Regions from separate parts of the Homo sapiens genome. Here region 2 is linked to region 1. A link is a loop called in an ENCODE intact Hi-C map of the cell type or tissue named here. Cell type or tissue: pancreas. All regions are shown on one strand.

Evidence for each region. A loop is a pair of places that touch in the nucleus more often than their neighbours do. Peaks named below come from ENCODE experiments on the same cell type or tissue, not always from the same donor. Only the 100,000 strongest peaks of a DNase experiment are listed, where the experiment ranks them.
Region 2: it touches region 1 in a loop (4-fold over the local background); 12 of 110 quality-filtered maps call a loop at or near these places.

Annotation. Positions count from the first base shown.
Region 1 is chr19:30,647,176-30,655,175 of GRCh38, forward strand. It overlaps a transcript of ZNF536 not described here. Among named protein-coding and RNA genes, the nearest start is that of ZNF536-AS1, 19 kb to the right of the region's middle. In pancreas, a CTCF peak has its summit at 3,032 (motif pointing left); a DNase peak (open chromatin) is centred at 4,106; H3K27ac peaks cover 2,101 bases.
Region 2 is chr19:29,854,828-29,862,827 of GRCh38, forward strand. No RefSeq gene overlaps it. Among named protein-coding and RNA genes, the nearest start is that of CCNE1, 47 kb to the left of the region's middle. RefSeq lists enhancers at 2,924-3,762, 3,763-4,600. In pancreas, a CTCF peak has its summit at 3,369 (motif pointing right); a DNase peak (open chromatin) is centred at 3,394; H3K27me3 peaks cover 382 bases.

The sequences.
Region 1 (8,000 bases):
ATGCTGAATATCTTTAATTAAATCATAACTTTCCCTATTTTGTCCCTGATTAGTGTTTCCAATATCTTCCCCACTGCTCAAGTCAAGCTTACTGGTGTTTAATTTCTTTGATCTCCCTTTGAGTCGTTATTAAATATAGGTGTTGCATAAGGGCTCTTGGCCACTGGTGCTTCTCCCGTTTCCCTGGGTGTTTTTAAAAGGTATTTGCTAACCGTTCCCCTGTTTCCTTGCCTCTTCTTGCACAAATTCTAAGATGGTTCCCATCTGCTCCCGGAGTTATCAGTCCTTAGACACTCTAATTTCTTTCTCACCTGTTCTGCTACTAGGCTGATTTCCTTCAGAAATATTTTCCTCTCCCTGGGAAATGCTTGTCTGTTGCTGGCATCTGCTTTCGTCTTCCCTTTATGGACATGAAAGCAAATAATTTATTTTTCATTTTCTCTAGAAGTTGTCATCCCTCCTTCCAATCAACTATGTTCTATGTATGCCTCCTTGTGTTTTTTAAAAGAGCATTATAAACCCAGTTCCAGCACCTCCTTGCTAAGACCCCAATTTGGAAGTGGTATTTCCTTTCCAAAGGGTTGATAGCATCACCAACTTTTAATCTGGGGCAGGGAGTGCTGACCCTTTGCTAGCGAAACTGTTTTGGATGCCCCCAGCTGTCCTACAGCAAGCAGCATGAAGTCTTGAGGCTTCCCTGACAACCGGTACAAGAGGGACCTGGCCCCATCTCCGGGTTTTAGGGAGTTGTGAAGTTTCCCACGTGTCGCTTTGGAAATCTCTCATATGAAGTCAGCTTCAGCCAGGAAGCTTGCCTTCACTTTTCTTCTGCTCAGTGCCTCCAATTTTCCTCACACCTGAGGGATGCATCGGTTCTCCTATGGCTCGCTCCCCTTCAGGCTGTACTGTGGGCTCATCCTCAGATGGAATTTCCTTCCTTTTCTGCCTGTGTTCCCAGAACACAGACTAAAAAGGGCTGCTCCATGCAGAAGGTGCACACCCACGGGCTTTCAGATGCTCTTAGCTGCAGGTGCCCTGTCAAGGGGCTGGGCCCACAAGAAGCGGTTCCGAGTCCCCAACCTGCGGCCGCGTGGAAGCCTCCTCAGATAGCACTGTTCCTCTCAGCTTGACCTCATTTCCTTTTCCAGTACAACCCAGATCTGCGTGCTGAGACATCACTCTCAGGTTGTAAATTCTACACCAAATCAAAAGGCCAAATCCTTTCTGCAAACCCACAGGCGCTCGACCTACATCACACCAAGGAGCCTGGCCCCGATGGCTATCTCAGGACCCCTGGGCAGGGGCAGCAGAGGTGTGAGCCCCCACCCCTCCAGCACCAGCTACTGGCCTTCTGCAGGACAGCAACTTCCCCGGATCAAGTGGCAGAAACAGCATCAGCCAACGTTTCCACAGAGTATGAGTCATAAATAGTCCTTTTCACATTGTTTCACATCAAAAGGCAAGCAGCCTGTGCTGTTCCCCGTCCCTCATCCCTAACATAGAAGTGCGTGAAATTTGCCCACAAACAAGGATTTGAAATTTTAAAAGCTCAATAAAGGTAGTCAATAGACACACTCCAGTCAGTTTTTAAAAAGTGTTTTTAATTGGGTCAAATAGCATGTTACTTTGGGGAAAAATAAAGATCATTTAAACTGGTTCTTTTAGTTCACATGTTTTTGAAAACTGATTTTCTGGTGCAGACCTAGTTCGAAATATCATCCGGAAGTGCTGATGATAAACGGGTGGGCCCAGGGTTCCCTCTGAACTTTAGGGGGTTCTTCTTCACTGTTTCTCCGACCACTGTTTCTTCACTGAAAGAGTCTATAGTCTCTTCACTTCAGGGCGATGGGGTAGGACGGCTGGGGTCCTGATTCCATAGTTAACCAGGATCAACCCTGGGTCTTGAGCCACCTCACTGTATGCCCGACAGCTGCCCCAGACAGGGAGGACAGTCCTCTGTCAGCCTCTGAGCAATGTTCCAGAAGCAATTTATAGATGGACTTGGTGAGCAAAAAGTGAGAGTCACAGGTGCTTCATAATAATTGCTTGCACATTTCCAGAATCGGACATTCTGTCATTTAATAGACCTAAAACTAAAAAGCTTTTGTCTGTGAAAGGTGACCAGTAGAAACAGCGTTTGGATTATATGATATCCCATAACTTAATCATATGGCTCTTAACAGGGGGACATACACAGCTGTGTCTCACTAATATGCATGCAATATGTGTAAACTGATACGCTTTAATTCTAAACTTGTTTTTAGCAGGAAGAAAAAAGCATTTAGATGAGGAACATTAAGATTCAATATTAACCATTTTTTCCCCTTTGGGCAAAATTATTCATCACTTGATATTTATTAAAGCAGCATTTTCCTTTTTTTTTTTTTTTTTTGCTATTGTGAGATGCATCCTGCTACTGATTTTCCAAACATCCTCAAAGTTATGTGGCAAAGTGAAAAAGACACAGGAACAGCCAGTAGCCCCTTTGGGGTCACAGGAAAACAATAGACTTGAAAGATACACACTTGTTCTTTTGAAGCCCGAGAGTCATCCTAACCCCTAGGACCTAGTGACAGGGGCAAAGTTGGAGTAATTAATTTAGAAGGGGGCTGACTGGTTTTCCACCTCTCCAATTACACATATTTGATTTGCCTATCCTGTCTGACGTTTTAATTGTTAGTTTATACTGGTTTAATCTGAAATATTTAAGTATATTTGCTTTGATAATCTTAACTAAAAAAAAAAACTAAGACAAAGGAATTGTAGATTAGAGACTTTATTTTCAGGGCAAAATGATACGGGTAAGTGAACATCAACTGACCAGAAATTATTTGCTTCTGTCTGTTAGACACGTAATGGAGTCATTTAACTAGTCAAATTAGGAGCTGCAGAAATGCACCATGCTTCATTACTGAGTTCGAATGGGCACCATTTTACATTTACGTCAAAAATTATCTCATAGCAAATTAATGTTTTCATTGTGCAGAAAGGCTGAAGCTATGCAGTGTTAGCGGCACCTAGAGGCCATTGCGAAAATACTTCAAAGGGATGATCTGCAAACAAGGACAAAATGATCAATAGATGAGTGGTGGTGGTGAGAGCCCTGACCCCGTTTGAAAGTAAGAGTAGTCATTGAATCAGATTGGCTCTCTTGGTGACCATATGAAGCTCTGAGGGGCCATGACGGTTTTCCTAAACTTGGCCTAGAACTAAATGTGCTGAAAGAGCCCCAAAGATTTCTCTCCTTTTCTTGTTACTCTTTAAGTCCTGAAAATATCTGTTTTTGTTTTGTTTTGCTTTGTTTTCACAGTTTGAGTTTGCTTTTTCTTTTACCTATGGGCTTACATTATATCAGAATCTCATATGTTAGCCGATGAGCATTTCTGTAAATAAGCAAGGAGAGATTTTTTTTCCTCCCACATTGTAAATTGGCATCCTTAGAATCTTTCTTTTGTCATTGGTAAAAACTTGCTGTCCGTAGAAAGAGGCAACACATGACACTGTTTCATCTTAAAAAATACTGAACTGGGTAAATCCTCCATCCAAACAGATGACCAAGGTTGGTTGTTGTCCCAAGAATGTCAATCTCTGCTCAATTTAGCGAGAAATCATGTTAAATGAAATGGCAAAGCCCTCACCAATGAAAATATGTGTTAAAATGATCTGCAAGTCGTCAGTGACGCTGGGACGTTGGAGCATACTGTCAGAGCAGAAGCAAAGGAGAGAATGGAAGCATATAAATAGCATTGAGAACTCGAGAATATTTCAAGACAATATTGATGTCTAAAATATATGTGAATGACTGCATAATGATCGAGGCAGACATAATTCAAAGTACAGTCAGAATCTGGCCTCCAACTCAGAGCTTTAAATTCTCCAAAAGACATCTGTTTGCTGAGAAAGCCTCACCAACAGCTGCGCCACATAAAGGGGAGAACCCGGGATAAGGTTGGGAGTTGGCAGGTAGGGGAGCCTCAGAGGGGTTAGGTGGGGTCCTGGAGGGCGGGCGCCCACCTTCACTCCACAGGTACCGGAAGCGGGGCTGCTTTGGACAAAGGCGAGGGAGGTGCCTGTATTTCCTAGAACCAGGTAGCAAATGTTGCCTGTGTGTTTCATCAGAAAGCGCCCCAGTTGGGCACTGTGCCTCTTGGATGCTGACAAGAAGATTTGACGTTACTTCTCTGGTCCTTAACTTTGTTTACCCAGCTGCTATTCTTCCCATACTTAACTCTTTCACCGTGCAGAAAGCAAGGGGGAGGGAGGAAGGGAAGCTCCAGGTGTGATTTTTCAGAACAAAATATAATGCTGTGATTTATTTTTAAAAAAGAGAATAAGCACGAGGAAATTGAATAGCATCCATTTCATGCTTAACCGTGGTTCACAAATGATAGTTTGTAATTAAAATTCTGTCTGCAAACCTATTCTGCAGACCCCAAAAGAAAACTTCCTCAGAATGTTATCAACTCTCCAATTTCTGTAAAGATGCCATATTTTCAGATTTCAAAGAGAGGATCTCCTTTTGAAAATAAAGAATTGTTGGGTATCGTATGAGCCTGCTAAGTACAGCATTTTAAACCCACACTGTGTTGAAAAATTCAAGAATTTGGCAGTGACCTTAAGGCCACAGATAGGATAATGAAAAATGAGGCGATGAGGGCAGTGTCTAAAGGAACTACTCTTTTGTTCTAACAGAAGCTTTGTGTGTGTGTGGCTTAAGCAAGTGGTTCAATAGAATTTCTTTGAAACAGAAACAAAAATGCTAAGAGCTGGTTACAAGTACTCTGGTCTTCTTTTCTCCTTAAAATGCAGGAAGAATTTTTACCTCTTCTCATGAATCTTGTCTGCTGAAATGTCTCAGTCTTCATGTTATGTTTACCAAGGCCAGGCCAGAGGATCTGATAATTTATAACCATTCCTATTGGGTTTTATGTAATAACTTTGGAACTCATATAAAGTAATGATCCACAAACTCTTTTAATGTTCATTATAAAATATGAAATATTTCTCAGAACCATTGCAATTATGTGACCAGACATAACTGTTTCACACATGAGTAAATACAGGGAGGTTTAACATAACTTTATTATCTTGCTGTCTTTTCTTCTCATTGATGTGATAATACTGTTTTAATATTTTTCTAAAGAAAAGTTAAGTAATTTTAGAATCTCTACTGAGGCCCGCTTTATTGGCTTTTGTAATAGAACTCTCAAATCTAATTGTATTTATGCTCAGACTGACACCACTAAATGTCGTGAATGGAAGGGAAATGCCCCCCAAAGCTGTGTATTCTGTAATTATCGATAGATGTGTCTCTGCTGACGAGGCCTGGGGATCTGGGGAGAGTCACGCAAGTAAAGCTGAGATGGCAGCAGGCATTTCCACCGTCATCCTGAGGCCCCCATGGATGCAGAGAGGTGCTTTTCTAAGGAGTGAATGAGCCCCGTCATTCTGTAGGACTCACCAGGAAACTTTTCCCCCTTTACTGTGTGTGCTGTGTCTGCCTCTCCTGGGTCTGGAGTCAGTAGCATGCAACTTCTAGTTTCGTAGAAGGCTGATCTCCGAAGGGAATTTTCCTGGGCTTCCTGTCCTAGTGATCTGAGCTGAGTGGCATTGTTCCGGTTGCTTGACCTTCACCTGGGGCGTGGGCTTGGGGTCATCCCTGGTGGCTGTAAAGTCTCCTGCAGCGATGGAAGCCAGAGAGGGATTATTCTGGAAACCCACTTCTTACTCCCCGTGTGGGCAGTGGAAGCTGTAACACCAAGGCGGGGAACCCAGTGACAGTGCTGCATCCACTCTCGATGCCCCGTCAGAATCCAGGATCCTCCCAGGACCGAATGGCGGCTATTTCTAGCCTAGTAAGGTTGGGTGGAAAAGATTAAACATGAGGGAAGGTGCCGTTATCTGGGCATTTCCAAGTCCTGGAGAGGAGAGAGGGTTTCACCATGCTTGACTCTTTTATCTTACTTGTTTTTAGACAAGTGTTTCTCAAAGTCTCATGTGCAACCAGATCCCCATGGATCTTGCTATGATGCAGATTCTGACTCAGTAGTTCTGGGGAGGACCCTCTATCCTGCCCTTCAGCTCCAGGGTCATGGCTGTGCTGCTGATCCAGAGACCACACATTAGATCTGGGTGTAGCATCTGTCTTCTCACTGCACATCTGCTTTCGGGGAGACAAGCAGACACAGGGCATGGAAGGTTAGGTGGGGCCCTCTGAGAGGCCTATGAGTGCAATGAAACTTGAAGAGTGGCCTGATGGCTGGAGCCAGCTCACAGTTGGGTTTTGTTTGACTTGTCCGATATTACACTTTTGCTTTCAATTGGTTGCACACAGTTTAAAAATGAAAGATTTTTTAAATTTACAAATCCAGGCTTTCAGGTTCTCTTGAAAAACTAGAATGTCTGGGACAAGAGATAGAAGAGAGGTGGGATCCGCTCCCTTAGGAGCAGAGGATGGAAGAGAGGTGGGAGCCACTCCCTTAGGAGCAGGGGACGGAAGAGAGGTGGGAGCCGCTCCCTTAGGAGCAGGTGATGGAAGAGAGGTGGGAGTCACTTCCTTAGGGAGGTGTGGCTCTTCCCTTCTCCGCCAAGGGGTCCCGCCCAGCCTGCCTTGCTCATAACACAAGAGTTTGCAGACAGGGAAGTTAGACCCCAGGAAAAGAGGGTCACTTCCCTGGCACACACAGGGCATGTGCAATGGTGGAGGCTGCGTGCCCCCCTGCTGCTGGCTCTTGTCTGGAGTTTGCTGGAATGGAGAACTCTTGCCCCATCAGAACCCAGGACTCACCTGCGTGCTTTAGCTCTGCCTTCTGGCAAGTGCCATCTTCCTCTTTGAGGAGCTGTTCCTTAGCTCTCTAGTTCTCACAAGCAAGCCACTAGAGAGGGTGCAATTCCCAGCTAATTAAAGGTCTTGAGATCCTCCCCTCCCTGTCGCCGACGCTCCTTTGAAACAAGCGGGCTGCATAAGAAGTCTCCCTGGCTGCTACCTGGCAGCAGGTGTGAGCCAAGGGCTGGTGCCCAGGCTGCGTGGGGCCCAGTGGGGAGGGAGCCTGACCTTCACCTAGGTACATCCAACAGGTGTGACCGCCCGGCATAGTAATCACCCAGTTCCTAGGTGGGCAGTATTGGGGATCATCACAAAATCTGGAATGTTCATTAGTGCATGAAATCATCTGATCATCTTCCCACTTGGCCCTCTTCACTCCTCACCACCCCCCTTATTCACCCCTCACCACCCCCCTTATTCACCCCATCCCCAGTCTCTCCTGGAAACTGGTGGGTTGCATTGGAGTCAGATGTGGCAAAACACAGCCTAAGTCAACATTCGTGGTTCCTAAAGCGAAAGAACTGTGGAATGCTTGTATTCAAAGATTTCTCCATGACTGCACCTGGTTGAGTGATGAAATAAAGGTGAAACCAAAAAGACCTTTCTGCTTCCCTGGGCGGTGGCTATCTAGGTCTTTAGTTCTTTTAACCGGGCGATTGTTGCTGTAATGGGTCTCAGTGCTACTGGGGCACTGACTGAGGCTTGTTTTTTTTCTCCATGAAGACCAGGAACCCAGTGCCCTGGAAGGCTGGTGGCTTAGGTAAATTTGAGGGCTGGGCTTGAGCCAGGCTCTGCTGAGCTCTACACTTCAGCTGTGTCTGCCACCCACCCCCCACACACCCCCCCATGCTGGGCAAAGCCACCGTGCTTACAGCGTTGACTTTCTTTATCCCCAAGCAGCATTCAGGGCTAACTTTTCAGAAATTTTTATTTCTGAATGCTGGTTAAAGGCAGGATCTTCTGCTGCCAAATTTCTCAAGCTGTCACCTGCACAGTGAACAAGTGAGGAGTGGCCTGAGGCACCTGGCTGTGCTCCTACAACGAAGCACTCTGTTCTTAGGGACTTTAGTACTGGGTACATCTAGGGAGTTAGGAGGACTCACAGGACACTCAGATTGACAGCTCTCAGCATTTGGCTGCTGGTTAAATAAATCTCACATGAGTTAAAATTTCT
Region 2 (8,000 bases), 790 kb before region 1:
TGTCAGAGGAGTTTTGGGGCAGAGCCGGAGCTGTTGAAGGGTGGGGCAGCCAGACATTCCCCAGAGCTCTTTCCTGTCCAGATTCGATCAGACCTGTGGCTTTTTCAGGAGAGGACAGTCAGGCCCTTGGGCAGCTGAACCTGATCAGCTTCCCTTACTCTACCTTATTTCTTCCTTTAATATTTTTATTTCTTTTTAGAACTTCAGTTCCTGTCCCTGCTTAGGAGAGGGGAGTTGTCCATTAGACAGAATCTACATCTACCCTAGATTCTTCTATCACTAGTTTTTTTTTTTTCCCAAGTCTAGCTTAGCAGTAAGCTCTAAGGTCCCAGCCTAGCAAGGCTGCTGGGAGAAAGACAGCCTCTTTCCCAGGAATTCCAGCAAAAGTCTCAGGGCTGAGCCTCATTAATCTGTCTTCGGTCATGTGACCATCCCTGAGCCAGTCCCGGAGGCTGGGGAGATGAAGGGCCCTGATTGGCCAGCCCTGGTCATGGCCACCCCTAAAGTCAGGGCCAGAGGTAACTCCATCCCAATCACCTGGACAGAAGGGGGCTTCCCCAAGGATGAGGGCGGGACTGTTACCAAGATAAGGGAGATGCATGCTGGGAGGATGAAATCAACAGACTTCCACAACATAAGTTTTTCTCAAAGTTCCGGATCCAGGATTCACGAGTGTTGCTTGCCCTGTGCCAGGCACTTCCTTTACCTTTTGTATCTAGTTATTTTATCCCAAGAGATCATGTTGTTCCAGACAGGGAACTGAGCTTAGAAAGAGGAAGGGCCTTTCCCAAGCCGATGGCACAGGGTCTGCACTTCCTGCCTGGGAAGCAGGCCTGGGGCTTCCCACGTGGCCTGACCCCTCTCATCTGACACCTGCCCCCCACTCCCTCCCCTCTGCCTGCAAAACTGACATGAGGAGACTGCTTGTGTTTCCAGAAAGAGGGGAATTGGCAATAGCCATGAGTTGAGACGACTTGATAAAATATTTCTTGTTTTCTCGAGTTTACATAGACCAAGTTTTCACTGTTGCTATGGGGTGGGTTGGCAGAGAGATGAAAATAAATCTGTGTAATTTATTTTTTCTCTGAGTGGAGTATATTTCTGCTGGCTTCATACACATGCACACACGCGCGCGCACGTGCACACACACATGCCCGCACATACAGGCTTTCATAAAATACTTAAACCCCTCTAATGCTCTCTGTGGAAGGAATAAATATGTACTGTACTTTCAACTTGTGTTCTCTGAAATACCATATGGTCTGCACTGTGAGCTTAAAATACTCTAGTGAGCGGATGCTTTCATGCAGCAGATAGCCAGGTGGAGCTCTCCCTGCCAATCTTACAACGTTAATTAATCCTTTAAAATAGAGCGTGGAGGGGTCCCTGCGTCAGAAACGGGTGCTGTGTGAGGGAAGTAGCCCGGTGGCCTGCACCGGGGCTGAGCAGAGAGTACAAAGGCGGTGGGAAGGTGGGCTAGGCCGGGAGCACCCCTGCTGCCTGACGGCGCCTTTGATGAGCCCGCTCAGTCACTCAGATACTCACAGTTTGCATTCTGCATAATCAGTCTAACAGGCTGATGGTTTGCATGAATATCTAAGTTTGTCATTGTGGTTAATTTTTCCTCAAAAAGAGGCCCCCTATCTCTCTGGCCCAATGCATATTTATAAAGGGCAGGGAAGTCAGGCAGAGGATGCTGGATGAAGGGGCGGCTCAGGGAGGGGGCCCCGTGGCCGGTCCCTGAAGCCTGGGAGGCCAGGCTCCTGCCAGAGCTGGTGGCTCAGAGAAGGGTGCAGAGCTCCTCAGAGCCTGGAGGGAAGGAACTGCAGGGAGAGGGGACAGCCTGGTTTGCAAGGCCCCATTTGGGCTAGCCTCTTCCCTGCTCCAGGCCTCAGTTTCCTTATCCATACAAGGAGCATGTGGGCCACTTGATCCAGGCCTCAGGGTCCCAAAGGAACTATCCTCTCCAAATGAGGTTACACAGAGTCAGAGAGGGGAGGGAGAGAGGCTCACATCCATTCAACAACTTTATTATTTATTTATTTATCTACTTTTCTTTGAGATGGAGTTTTGCTCTTGTCGCCCAGGCTGGAGTGCAATGGCTCAATCTCGGCTCACTGCAACCTCTGCCTCCCAGGTTCAAGTGATTCCTGCCTCAGCCTCCCGAATAGCTTGTATTACAGGCGCCCGCCACCACGCCCAGCTAATTTTTTGTATTTTTAGTAGAGACGGGGTTTCACTATGTTGGCCAGGCTGGTTCCAAACTCCTGACCTCAAGTGATCCACCCGCCTTGGCCTCCCAAAGTGCTGAGATTACAGGCATGAGCCACCATGCCCTTGTTAAGCTGTTAAGCTTACTTAACAACTTTAGTGGTGTGACTCCTTCCCAGAGCACCTGTGGTGCTCCACGACCAAGTATTTTTATAGGTTAAAAACTCCAGTTATCTTGTAAAAAACGTAATTGCATTATGTTGTATATATTTTGGTGTAAAAAGCATTAAATTGCTCGTTTTAAATAGGCTACGGTTATTTTTGTTTTCTTTTGTATTTTGTTTTTGTGTTTGACACAGGGTCTTGCTCTGTCACCCAGGTTAGAGTGCAGTGGTGCAATCATAGCTCACTGCAGCCTTAACCTCCTGAGCCCAAGCAATCCTCCCACCTCTGCCTCCTGAGTGGTCATGACCACAGGTGTGCACCACAATGCCAGGCTGATTTTTTTTTTTTTTGAGACAGAGTGTTGCTCTGTTGCCCAGGCTAGAGTGCAGTGGCATGATCTCGGCTCACTGCAACCTACGACTCCGTGGTTCAAGCAATTATCGTGCCTCAGTCTCCCGAGTAGCTGGGATTACAGGCATGCACCACACCCAGCTAATTTTTGTATTTTTAGTAGAGACAGGGTTTCACCATGTTGGCCAGGCTGGTGTCAAACTCCTGGCCTCAAGTGATCTGCCTGCCTCGGCCTCCCAAAGTGCTGGGATTACAGGTGTGAACCACTGTTCCGGCCTGAGCCACTGTGCCTGGCCCTGGCTAATTTTTAAATTATTTGTAGAGATAGGGATCTCTCTATGTTGCTCAGGATGGTTTTGATCTCCAGTGCTCAAGTGATTCTCCTGCCTCGACCTCCCAAAGTGCCGGAATTACAGGTGTGAGTTACCGCGCCCAGCCAGCTATGGTTTTTGTAACCTTGTTTTGGCATTTTTTTTCTGACTCGTCAAAGAATATTTCGGCAACTTTGGAGTGGCCAGGCTTCCCTTTCCCATGCGCAGCAGGAAGTCCAGGTGGGAATGGGGAGAGGCTGGGAGATCCCTCAGGTCGGCGGCTTTCAGAGCTCTCCAGGCCACGCCTCTCAGTGGCCAGCAGGTGGCAGTTCTGAGCCTTCCACCTGGCCACCCTCCTTCCTCCACCCCCGGGGTGCCCGTCCCCCCAGTCCACATACCACAGAGTCCCAGGTGGCTGGAGAGAGCTCCTGGCTTCCAGGCCCTGGGCCATTCTGAGAAGCTGGATGAGGCAGCCTAGTGGCCATCCAGCTGCCCCTGCCTGGGACTGCCTGCCTACCCCTTCCCATCCTTGGCTCCATGCTAAAGGAAGGTGGGCTTCCTGGAGGAGCTGACATCTTAAGTGAGACCTGCAGGACAATAAAGGATTTCAGGCAGAGGGAACGGAATATGCCCAAATCCAGAGAATCCAGACCCTGTGCTTTCAGGAACTGGCAGGAGGCTGATGTGGCTAGAATGCAGACTGTTGGGCTTGGGAGAGGGACTAGGGAGGCCAGGTAATGCTTGGCACTCTGGGAGCAGCAGGACCAGGGCAGCCCGAGTCTAGACATTATCTTGAGGGCAGTAAGGAGCCCTCAGCCCATTCTAACCCATCAGAGTTGGCCTCCGGAAGGATCGCCATGGCTGCAAACTGCCTAGCCTCTCATCGCCCCTCACCCGCTGTCACTCACACACCTGGGCCTCCTACCGTGCTGGCCAGGAAAGAGCTGCAAGTCCTCGGGCCCGAGGCTCGGCAGGCAGCCGACCTACCTTGCAGTCCTCAGGAGAAGCTGTCCAGGAACCCCACCCTCCTGAGCTCCCGGGGCTTTGGTGGGGAAGGGAGCCTCCCAGGGTCCCGGAGCACTAAACAAAAAGGAGCTGAAGGTCACCACACTTTGGCCATTTGCAGGGAGCCCTTCCCCACACAGGGGCGGCATGTTCCCTTGTGGCTGCCAGGGAGCCCCCAACACCCCTGGGAAGATGGCAGGTCGAGGGGAGGGGACATGGCCTGAAAACAAGGAAGCAGTCTGCAATGGGGAGATGTGGGGCATGGGGCTGTTTTAGACAGAGGAGGCGGCAGGTGCGCGTATGTAGGTTTGAGGTAGATTTTGCTACCCAGGAAATGGGCTCTTGCCTCTTCCACCTGCCTGTGAACTGGCCCTGGGACCCAGCAGGAGAGGCTCCCCTGAGTGACTTGTGACATTCTTTTTTTTTTTTTTTTTTGAGATAAGTCTCATTCTGTTGCCCAGGCTGGAGTGCAGTGGTGCGATCTCAGCTCACTGCAATCTCCATGTCCTGGGTTCAAGCAATTCTCCTGCTTCAGCCTCCCGAGTAGCTAGGATTACAGATTACAGATGTGTGCCACCAAGCCTGGCTAATTTTTGTATTTTTAGTAGAGATAGGGTTTCACCATGTTGGCCAGGCTGGTCTCGAACTCCTGACCCCAGGCGATTCGCCTGCATCGGCCTCCCAAAGTGCTGGGATTACAGGGGTAAGCCACCTTCCCCGGCCAACACATGGTGTTCTGAAACAGCACAGCCTAGTGTAACCTCAATTGGTAATTAATTAATTACACTCCCCAGGTGTCTCCTGGAGTCCTTCCTGTAGGGGAGGGGAGGCTGAGGCTGCAGAGGCCCCATTCAGAGGGCTGTTGAATGACTCATGGCTGTTGAGAAGTAATGTCCACTAAATAACATCTGATTCTGTATTTAACATTTAAATATTTAATTAACTAAATGGGCCAAATATTTAATCAAGCACCATCAAAGCCACTGTGAGCCTCCACTTTGCATAATTCCAAGGCAGGCCAGCTTCCCTCCGAGTCCCCATCCTCATCCTGACAGTGCTATCAGTGCCCCTGCCTGGTGGGAAACATACCCATTCTGGTACCCAATTCTTTTTTTTTCAGAGACAAAATCTCACTATATTGCCCAGGCTGGTTTCAATTTGCCCAGGCTGGTTTCAAACTCCTGCACTCAGGCAATCCGCCTGCCTCGGTCTCCCAAAGCACTGGGATTACAGGTGTGAGTCACTGTACCCATCCATCCGATACCACATTCCGAGACTCAGGGCATCTCATGTCCTAGGCAAAGTTGCTTGTTTGCTTTTGTTTTGTTTTGTTTGTTTTTGAGTCAGGGTCTCTCTCTGCTGCCTAGGCTGGATTGCAGTGGTGCGATCTCGGTCCATTGCAACCTCTGCGTCCTGGGCTCAAGCGATTCTCCTGCCTCAGCCTCCTGAGTAGCTGGGATTACAGGCGCGCACCACCATGCCTGGCTAATTTTTGTATTTTTAGTAGAGATGGGGTTTCACCATGTTGCCCAGGCTGGTCTCCAACTTCTGGCCTCAAGTGATCCGCCTGCCTCGGCCTCCCAAAGTGCTGGGATTACAGGTGTGACCAACCGCACCCCACCACAGTTGTTTGATTAGACTCCAGGTTTGCTATGCTGGAGATAGAGTTCCCCCCATGGCCACCCTTTCCTCTCCTCTTTCTCTTTCCTCCCCAAGTAGACACAATTGAGACTGGCTGCTGGGTTCCCCTGGAGGCAGTGTGGTACCAGTCTTCCTGCCTCTGATGACAGATTCAGGCCTTGACAACAGGGGTGAACATGTGACCCAGTCTGGACCAATCAGAATTCTTCTCCAGGATTTTTGTAACTGGAGTTAAAGGCGGGAAGACTTTTTTGAGCTGGACTTGCTCTGTCACCCAGGCTGGAATGCAGTGGCACAATCATGGCTCACCGCAGCGTCAACCTCCTGGGCTCCAGTGATCCTCTTGCCTCAGCCTCCTGAGTAGCTGGGACTATAGGCAAGCACCACTGTGCCCGGCTAATTTTTTTTATACAGACGGGATCTTACTATATTCCCAGAGATGGTCCCATGGTGTCCTAATCTCTGCATCCAGCTGTTCCTGAAGATGGGCCTACCCTGATCTTTCTATGGGAGGGCAGGTGAACCAATAAGTGCCCTATGTCTTTAAGCCAGTGGAAATCAGTTTTCTATCACTTGTATCCAAAAGTGCCCTGACCAATACCTACTCCACCATTATAGTCATGTAGCTTATGTGCAAATAAAATGACTTTTAATTATTTAACTGTAAATAATACTTGTGTTAGATTAGTGCAAAATCTTTGTGCATTTACTTTTCAGCCAAAACCACAATTACTTTTGCACCAATCTAATATCTAATAGCTCATAGCTCATATTCCTACCAGTAAGTTTTTTTGTTTTTGTTTTTGTTTTTTTTTTTTTTTTGGAGACAGAGTCTTGCTCTGTCGTCTAGGCTGGAGTGCAGTGGCGCCATCTCAGCTCACTGCAACCTCCTCCTCCCGGGTTCAAGCAATTCTCCTGCCTCAGTCTCCTGAGTAGCTGGGACTACAGGTGCGCGCCACCACACCCAGCTAATTTTTGTATTTTTAGTAGAGATAGGATTTCACCATATTGGCCAGGCTGCTCTCAAACTCCTGACCTCGTGATCTGCCCGCCTCGGCCTCCAAAAGTACTGAGATTACTGGCGTGAGCCACCACGCCTGGCAGCAAGGTATGTTTAGGTTTCCTTGAATATGTCCTCGGCTCTTCAGAATGAAGGGAGGATCTGAGCCTGGAAGGATGGGTCCCTCTGACACCTGCTATCCTGCTGATGAGGTCAGCGTGCTTCTGGAACTGCTGAATCCTGGGGCTCTGGTGACGTCACCATCTCTCTCTCCCTCTTCCTCTCCCCCCACCATGCCTCACCACACCCCACCTCTTCCTGGGCTTTGCTTTTCATTATATTGGCTTCGTTATCCTGCAAGTGTTCTTCCAGTTGTAGCCCCAGCAGCTCCAGGCTTACACTGTCCTTGCGAGAAATCCCTGTGGAAGAGGGCAGTTTTTTTTCCCAATAGAACCACAAAGGTGGCTAGGCGCGGTGGCTCACGCCTGTAATCCCAGCACTTTGGGAGGCTGAGGCGTGTGGATCATCTGAGATCAGGAGTTCGAGACCAGCCTGGCCAACATGGTGAAACCCCATCTCTACTAGAAATACAAAATTAGCTGGGCGTGGTGGTAGGTGCCTGTAATCCCAGCTACTTGGGAGTCTGAGGCAGGAGAATCGCTTGAACCCGGGAGGCGGAGGTTGCAGTGAGCTGAGATCGCGCCATTGCACTCCAGCCTGGGCAACAAGAGTGAAACTCCATCTCAAAACAAAAAACAAAAAACAAAAACAAAAAAACCCACAAAGGTCCCAGGAAAGGCTCTGATTGGATAGACTTGGGTTATGTGCCCATTCCTGAACAAATCACCGTGGCCACAGGGAGAATACATGCATTGGCTCAGCTGAGCAACGTGCCAGGCAGAGGGGGAAATGGAGGAAGGAGCACTGAGAGAGGGGTGGTTCCCTAGGAAAAGTTCCTGTGGTGCTGTTGACCACAGGAAGAGTGAGGGGAGCTGGCCAGTCCAGTGACACCCTGCCTAGGAAGCTTCTCTACCCTGGAGACTTCACCCTGCAGAGGGTGCCCTCTGGGTGCTAGAAATGGAGGTGGGACTGCTGCAGGAGGGGAGGAAGCATGAGGAATGTGTGTGTTCCACAGTCTAGAGAAGCACCAGGGCTATCACTGCTTATCCTTCCCCTTGTGGCAGAGAGTGGGTGGGAGGGTATTTCTATGCAGGCAGTTATATAGTGTGGACTGAAGGGGACAGGGAGAAAGCACCAAGAAAGCCCTTACTGTATACAGGACAGTCACTCTGAGAGACTTGGGGCACAATTACTTA